Regions from separate parts of the Homo sapiens genome. Here regions 2 and 3 are each linked to region 1. A link is a contact called in ENCODE Hi-C or POLR2A ChIA-PET data. All regions are on one chromosome and are shown on one strand. The core of a region is the stretch at or near the end of the contact, and the rest is flanking DNA. Distances in the headings are between cores, read along the strand shown. Region 1 overlaps LOC105373456 (a long non-coding RNA gene). Region 2 has its middle 95 kb from the start of LINC01376. Region 3 has its middle 110 kb from the start of MIR4757.

Evidence for each region. A loop is a pair of places that touch in the nucleus more often than their neighbours do. ChIA-PET counts read pairs that join two places held with the same protein, here RNA polymerase II (POLR2A). Pooled maps may share reads with other maps.
Region 2: a map of mammary epithelial cell shows a loop between it and region 1 (6-fold over the local background). The contact joins two enhancer-like sites. A Hi-C loop is called at or near these places in 2 of 168 maps with a recorded cell type or tissue (IMR-90 and mammary epithelial cell) and 4 of 50 pooled maps.
Region 3: a loop to region 1 is called in a map of IMR-90, with 4 times the contacts of the local background. The contact joins two enhancer-like sites. A Hi-C loop is called at or near these places in 1 of 168 maps with a recorded cell type or tissue (IMR-90) and 2 of 50 pooled maps. POLR2A ChIA-PET finds 5 or more read pairs at or near these places in 1 of 52 experiments (AG04450).

What each region holds. Positions count from the first base shown.
Region 1 is chr2:18,751,092-18,753,791 of GRCh38, reverse strand. All of the region lies in intron 4 of LOC105373456 (a long non-coding RNA gene), which reads right to left. Among named protein-coding and RNA genes, the nearest start is that of NT5C1B-RDH14, 160 kb to the right of the region's middle. Within about 2 kb of position 1,336, at least 3 of the 41 ENCODE cell types and tissues checked have a DNase peak (open chromatin) inside an H3K27ac peak, as active enhancers do.
Region 2 is chr2:19,120,208-19,122,907 of GRCh38, reverse strand. No RefSeq gene overlaps it. Among named protein-coding and RNA genes, the nearest start is that of LINC01376, 95 kb to the right of the region's middle. Within about 2 kb of position 1,432, at least 5 of the 41 ENCODE cell types and tissues checked have a DNase peak (open chromatin) inside an H3K27ac peak, as active enhancers do.
Region 3 is chr2:19,233,999-19,236,698 of GRCh38, reverse strand. No RefSeq gene overlaps it. Among named protein-coding and RNA genes, the nearest start is that of MIR4757, 110 kb to the left of the region's middle. Within about 2 kb of position 1,323, at least 2 of the 41 ENCODE cell types and tissues checked have a DNase peak (open chromatin) inside an H3K27ac peak, as active enhancers do.

The DNA.
Region 1 (2,700 bases), core at 87-2,586:
TTGAGAGCAGCCTGGCCAATGTGGTGAAACCTGGTCTCTAATAAAAATACAAAAATTGCTTGGGCATGGTAGCAGGTGCCTGTAAATCCCAGCTACTCGGGAGGCTGAGGCATGAGAATCACTTGAACCCAGGAGGTGGAAAGTTGCAGTGAGCTGAGATTGTGCCACCACACACCAGCCTGGGTGAGAGAGCGAGACTCAAAAAAAAAAAAAAAAAAAAAAAAAAAAGATGATCCAGTAAAAAATGAAAAGACATGAATCTGAAAACCAGAAGATCTTCAGGGATTTTGCAAAGGTCTTGTTGACTTAATAAGGCATTAGTAGTAGTACTAATACCCTGTAGGTACTAATGCCCGAGGCTTGTCTTTTCAAAAGTGTTTTCCATGATATTAATAGCTGTTTTACAAGGAAAAGAAAATCTCAGTCAAATACATTTGGAAAATGCCATTTTCACCTCTTCTTCTTCGAGAAACTCTTACAAACTTGACTAGGGAGATTCTTTTTGCTAGGAAGGCTGCTTACTATCTTGCAGGATACCATTATTATATAGAACGCTTGGGGGAGCATTTTCATAAGCAGTACAGAAGATTGTTGCAGTAACCACCCCACAATTGGTCAGGCTTCTCCTGACTGATGCACACTCTTGTGCATTCCTCTTCCACTTCATTTTGAGTTGGGCTAAGCGATTTGCTTTGGACAGTGGATATCAACAAAGACAGTAAGTGGGTATTTATTAAAAGCCCACCCACCAGGGCTTGACCTCTTGGATCTCTTTCCACGAATCCTCAAGCTGTGAAGAAGTCTGGGGTGAAAGACCAAGTAGAGAGAAAGAGCCCAGCCATCTCAGCCATGCAGGTGAGCCCAGCCTCCAGCCAACTGGCCTGGTGCATGTTAGTGGTTTGAGTGAGCCTAAGCAAACACAGAATTGTGACAAATAATAAATCATTGTTGTTTGACATCATTACTTTTGGAATGGTTTGCTATGTAGCTACAGGTAACTGATACAGACAGTTAAACGTCCAAGGATGGCAGTGGTCCAAGAACGAGGGCATTTGAGCTCTATTGTGAACTCTGTTCTTTGCCTCAGTTTCCTTATATGTAGAAAGAAAAAGTCACAATAGATAACATCTAACGAGCCTTTCAGCTTCAACCTTATGTTTAATGTAAAAGGTATGTATTCCATGAAAATGTTCTACTATTTTGGCATCTGTTTGACCCCAAACTGCAGAGCTTGAGCTTAACATATATCTTGCATGTGAAAAAAGAGAGCCACACTTGAGAACTGGCAAATCAGGCTCCCTGTCCCTTCGGCTGACTTAGCCCAGATGTTACAATCGACGTATCCAAGTCTGGAGCGTGATTCTTTGCAAAATCGGAGGTGAGGTGATGGGCCAAAGGTCACAGGCTCTTCGACTCCTCACTTTTCCAGGCTCAGTGACTCTGTCAGCAGCAGCACGACCCTGGTGCTCTGAGCAGGGTTTGTGTTTACAGTGCACAGGACAGAAGAGCAACAAAAACCACCCCAATTCCCAGCCAAGCTTTCTAGCTGTCCGGAAGGAATAGGAGTGTGGGATCACACTCTGTTTATTTGTGGTTCTTTTAAGCGATGTCCAGAGACCTACATTTCATGCTTGTTTGAAAGTGTGTACGTAACTGGGGAAGCTGTTAAGCAGCAGTTGGCCTTCACTCCAGTTATTTACTTATTTAGTTATATGTCAGCATGCAGTTTATTGAGTCATAATTCTTTTCAGTGCTCTATGGTGACCAGCATTTGAGGGCATCAGAAGAAAGTCTGTATCTCATATTTATAAATATTTACCAGGACATCATATTTGGATGCTTCTATTTCAATTATCACAGGATTTTCGTTTGCTTGTTCAAAAGGGCTTTCATTGGTAATATGAATTACAAAAGAGGAGGGATAAAAGAAAAAAGAAAAAATATATTTGTTTCAGAGGGAGGAAAAAAATAAATGTCATCCAAAACAAACTGAAGCAAATTCCTTAAAAGTGCTTAAAACTATTTTAAGATGTGCAGATTCTAAAAAGTGAGAAAAAACAATAATTCATAATTATTGCTTTTTACCACGAATATCTAACCTAATGTAGAAAAGTATAGTTTAATTGTGGGAGAAAAATCAAATTTTTGCTATTTTGCATTGTGTGCATTGGCAGCATAAAAAATTGTTCTTCAGGAAAAATAAAATTCTAAATCAAGGGAGAAGAAAGCAGAAAGCTAAATGAATGTAGGACCTCAAAGAAATGCTACGGTTGTTACTTTTCTAAGAACACTGTCAACTACAATCTACAAGCAACATTTTCTAACTTGTACAATGTTGTAGAAATGTGCAGGCGGGATAAGTCCCTCTAACTCCTTTTGCAATACCTACAAGAATTTCACTCAAAGATGAGGCATTTTCCTTTGGCTGCTTGAAGGTTTTTCTGTGCAATACAAGAAGGCAAAGGCAGGACGACTCAGCACACCCCATGCAGAAAGAAACGACTGGGTTAAGATTTGTGTTCTTACTCATCTCTCCTGTTCACCTTTGTTTACTGTAATTTGCAGAAAAGAGGGGGTACAAGAGAAGCTGAATGATGGGGGATACTCCTCTTTTCTGTCTACAAGAAAGCTGAGTTACACCTAGGAACCAGAGCTACCTCTTCTTGGTTTTTAGGAAAATAACCACTGAAGACAGAACTA
Region 2 (2,700 bases), core at 183-2,682, 370 kb before region 1:
CTCTTACTCTTGCCCTGGCCATGTAAGATGTGCCTGCTTTCCCTTCGCCTTCCACCATGATTGTAAGTTTCCTAAGGCCTCCCCAGCCATGCTTTCTGTACAGCCTTCAGAACCATGTGCCAATTAAACCTCTTTTCTTTATAAATTATCCAGTCTCAGGTATTTCTTTAGAGCAATGCGGGAACAGACAAGTACATTTCCCCAGCCGGGTCTTCTAATGTATCACCACTTCTTGAGAACCTTGTGAAAAGGATTCAACAGTCAAGTGGGCTTAGAAAAAGCTGCATCTTATTTCTTTTGGAAATTTACAACACACCCTGAGAAGTCATATAGGACCAAACCCATCTAAATTTATCTCACAATGTTTTGAATATTGTTGCATGGAAACTTTCCCCTGCTGAATACCTGTTAATATATCATTTAATGAATGTTCAGCAGCTCTCATTTTGTGAAACCCCACATTTTGTGAAACCCTTCTCAGGGCTTCTTAGTGAGGTCAGTTTCTTTGCAGTGCTTTCTGAATGCTGCACGACTTACCATTTATGAAACAAGTGTCACAGATTAACCTCAGTTAATCCTCAAAGCAACTTTGAGGTAGGTACTAGTCATTCAATCACTAATTAATTAAATAATTCATATTTATTAGTTATCTACTATGGGCATGGCACCCAGGACAAGTTTGCTATTATCCCCATTTTATAGATGGAAAAACTGAGGCACAGAAAAGTTAAATAATCTATCCAGAGTGACATGATCTGCAGATGACAGAGCCAGAAACAAATTTCAGCTTCTTTGATTCCCCATCTTCTGTTGTTTTCGCTTTTCTGACTGCAGATAAGTCTGTAACTGTCAGCTTGCCCCAGTATCACTCTAGAAGTTCAGGAGAGGGGTCTTTGCTATAAGCCGAATCTAGATTCCTGCTCTGTCTCATCTTCCCCTGATGTTGTCTCTGCTTTCAGCTCTGAGGGTCTGCAGAGACTCAGAGCCCCGGCCACCTTTGTAGTTCCATACTCTGAAGACAGAGAGCAAGACAGAGGCCTTTGAATTCCTCTGCACTTGGCTGCTTCCTAGAAGAGACTCTCCCAGACACAAAGCTTTGGGACAATCATTCTAAAGGGTGCCCAGGCATGGTGGGCAAGGGTGGGAGGCCTTTGGACCTTGGAGTTTCCTGTGCTGTGGTCTAAGACCTGTTCAGTCAAGTCGAATTGTACCGGAATTGTGGAGTTTGTGTAGCGAGCCCACAGCCAGCTGTTTATTATTTTAAGAACTCTTGGTTGCTGCTCTTAGATATGGGGGTGGAGGGGGGCAAGCCTACTGTGCAGGGCGGCTGCCACATTCTTCTGGGAATGACAATGTTCCTCTGTGTGCTCTGCAGTGACCCCTCGGGCAGAGCTACTGCATTCCAGAACCCTATGCAGCCAGATGAACAGAAACTATTTTATCTCCTCAGTTATTGAAACAGAGTTGAAGATCTAGCAGTTGGACTTCTTTCCCTCATGTAGCCTTTATATAGGGAAGACCCCACTGGGGACTTGGGATTGTGACACTCATGGCTGTATCAGAGTAATAGGTCTGCATGCTCACACTATGCTCTGTGAAGCTCCCTCTTCTTTTCCTCACCTTTCAAAATGTGTCCCTGCTGGGTGCCCTGCAGTATGAATGTCTCAGTGTCCCACTGAAACATCTGTTATTACCCAATCGGGCTCAACACCCCTTCCAGCCATGTCCCAAGACGCTAGCGCTGAGTACTTTCAATGAAACAGAGCAATGTCCTCGAGCTGTAAATGCCTCCCAAAGACAATCGGACAGAACTTCATTGTTTTGGGGAAGAAGGCGCCTCACATAGTGGTCACATTGTGGTTACCAGGGCCTGATGATTAATCCACAGAGAGGATGTGCAGGAGAGAAGAGCTGGCATCATTCCTGTAGACGGAGATTCTTGAAAATTTCATGTCTCCAACTGAACATGTACATCAGAAACACAAGATTCCCATTGTAACAGTTTCTTTGGTGACCTTATTTTTCCATTTGTCAGTTGGCATATATGTAAGTACCTTTTGTCTCTGCCCAGGGATACTGTGTTCCTGAAGTATAAATGTTTTTACTCTTCAAAAATTTACATTGTGCTGACTACAATTATACTTCTAAAGATGCACACATATTGTGCTTTCTAAAATTTCTAAATCAGAAATGAAATATTGGGCAAATGGTGCATGTAGAAATTAACATATTCAGATACTGATCAATATGTATATATTTAGTACAAATATTAAATTCTTTTTAAAATCAAGTTTTCAAAAGCTCTGTGCCCAGATCTTTTGGGGTTACTCTAGGGGTTTCAAGCACTATCTGCCATGATTCTGTCCTCCACGATTCTGTCCTCCACATGATCACCACCGAGTGAAGAGGACTCATAAAGTGAGACAAACACTATACTCATAGGCAAACGCTGTATGAGAGGAGCTGAAACAGAAGAATACAATGATATCTGGTGGATGACAATTCGCTGCTCTGACAATACTGGTACTGGACCTTAGACAACTTCTTTGAGTTTCTGTTCCCTCTTCCAGATAAGTTTGCTCTGAAGAATAAATCATGAGATGTATGTATAACACGCTCTTTCTCAACCAGCCTGATGGAATAGCTGGTTAATAAACATTTGTTTTAGGATGGCATTGTGATTTTGGACTCCTATGAAAT
Region 3 (2,700 bases), core at 74-2,573, 480 kb before region 1:
GAAATGATCCCATCAACCAGAATATCTTAACTAAGCACATGCCAACTAAGTGCAAGGCATTGAGAAAGGTAGTGAGGTGTTCGATTAAGAGCTTCCAATTCTTTTGGGAGTAACAAGACATCTCTGGTGGAGAGAATAATACTCCACACCACATTAAGCCAGAATGGTACTTTTTGTTTGCATACACAATCTTACAAATTAGGAGGCTTACTAGCCCTCGTATCTTCCATTCTTATCCGAGCAATTATTCACGAACTTCATTTATGAAACCTAAAGGCTCAAGGTGGATTAAACAGTAAACCAAGAGCAGAATGCTTGATTGAATAAGGCCAGGAAGCATGCACACACTGCCCCTCAGCCTCCTCAAATATTATTCTAGAATATGGATTGCTTGATAATTCATTGGGTGGAGAGACCACTTTAGTGGGCATGGTCCTGGATGATTTTGAAGAGGAGCTCAGATAATACGTACGTGTGTGTGTGTGTGTGTGTGTGTGTGTGTGTGTGTGTGTGTATGTGTGTGTATGTATGTGGGTAGCCACAAGAGAAGAGGGAGAAAGTGAGAGAGATGAGAGAAGAGGAGACTCCACAAGGCATTCATAGGCTAGTTATTTGGTAAATCATGGTGTAGCTCCTACTTATGATGCATAAAAATGCATGATTGATATTGGTGGTATATGCTGATGTTTTCTTCACAAACACCTGGGGCCAGGCCATGAAAAGCAGAGGGGAATTACGTAAATTCCTTCAGCTGAGTGTCAGAAAACCTGAGTTCTCTCACCTTCCCAGTTTTGCTAGCTTTCTGTTGCCCTCATCCATGAATAGGGGTGTCTTAATAGACAGATAATTTAAACTTACAGCCAATAGTAATGCTGTGGCCAGGGAGCATCTGGATACCTTCTCAGCTCTGAGTCCAGACTTGTTTAGTGAGGGGAGTCAGGGTGCCCACGAATGGCTGGCAGGACTCCCTGGGCAGGAAGGAAGAGTGCCCTCATCAGACTCCTGTTCTTTGTCAACATTTTCCTTCAGCACCACCCTACCCTGGAAGCTCCTGAAAGAAAAGAGTCACTCTACACTCAAAATCTCTCCTTGTTTACAAGATATTTGGGGCACGGATGGAATTATTGCATCACAGGCCAATTTCTTCACCTCTTTTAAAAATTTTATCACGTGAAGCAGCATGCTGAAAGATCTCAATGCTACTGAAGATTGCAAAACCAAGTGGAGATTCATCTGTTTTGGAACTCTGTCAAAAGACTTTTCCATATACATTCCATTCCCTTCCACAGCTCACAGTGTACCTACCCTGTACTTTCAGAGCAGTGAGGCAGCTTCTTCACCTTTCTCAAGCCAGGGCAGGTCCTGACAAATTACTCTGTGTCAGGATCTTTCCAGGAGACATTTTCCCTGGTAAAATGCTCATGAAACTTCACTGATGTGGACAATCTCTGGTAACAAATCTGAATTGTCAAAGATAACAAAAGCCAAGAAAGCCAGTTGTATACCCAAACTAGACTAATAAATGCTTCCTGATTAATAGAGGGTTTTATGAAATATGTTTAAATAAGCAGATTGAATTGGATCATAATTAACATTACTTATATAATTCATAAAAATAGTTATTTCATTAAATCAGAAAGAAATTTCTACTTTGTTATCCTGTTTGTTTTGCTGATATTTTTAAATCAAAACCCTTTTTATTCAAAGATGTGGCACAGGTAAATTTTCAGCCAGACACTCAATTATCCAAATAACTGACATCTTTCTGCTCTCAGAAAAATGCTCTAGGAACACAGGCTGCTTGTTTCTCTCCTACCTTGGCCAGCAGAGCATGGCAGTGTAAAACACAGAAAATTGGCAAAACTCCATTTTCAATCTGTGTTAGAAACTGGGATCAATCTTGCTTCTCTTTCTCCCTTAAATAGAAATAAGAAATAAAAGAAACCCTTTATGTAAAATTGGATCTTGACATTCTCCAAAGGGTGGCAGCTCCTACATTGCAGATGAAAAGGGCTCAGTTTTCCCAGAGAATACTCTGAGAAAGGAAAGTCAAGGTGAATGAATGGCCTTCTCCTGTGAGTGCAAGAACTTCTCCTCAGCCACCTCCAAGAGGACAGAGGGGAGGCATCTGAAGGTTAGGGAACTGAGTCAGCAAGGGCCAAAGGGACATGACAACCAGAGAGGTTGGGAGTGGGAGCTTTTGCTGAAGTTTCTTTCGCTTGTGTCCTCCCTGGCAAGGGGCTTGGCAAGGCTTCCTGCTCTTCCTTCCCCCTTCTCCAAGCACTGAGAACAAGTCGAAAGAGGAAGCATCAGGGGAAGAAGATACTGAATAACTCCAAACTCAAGCACTGTTTGTTGGATTCATTGATTTACTCATTCATTATTCAAAAAGTATCAGGCATCCTCTGAGTGTCAGGTCCAAGGCCTAGGCTGGAAGTACAGAGATAAATGATTCACAATCACTGTCTCCAATATCCTCCCAGTCTATGGGCCCAAGGAGAAGCTTCATCTTGTCAACCATCTTGGCGTTCTGGCTGCATTTGTATTTGGGCTTCCTCACTCATTGTTGACTTACAGAATCAATCTTTTCCAGTGGATTAGGACCATTAATATCTTATAAGTTGAATAGAAACCAATGTAACCTGCATAAACAAGAGAACTTAGCTTTGGTTCTGCCTCAGGGCAGGCCTAGGGTAAGGC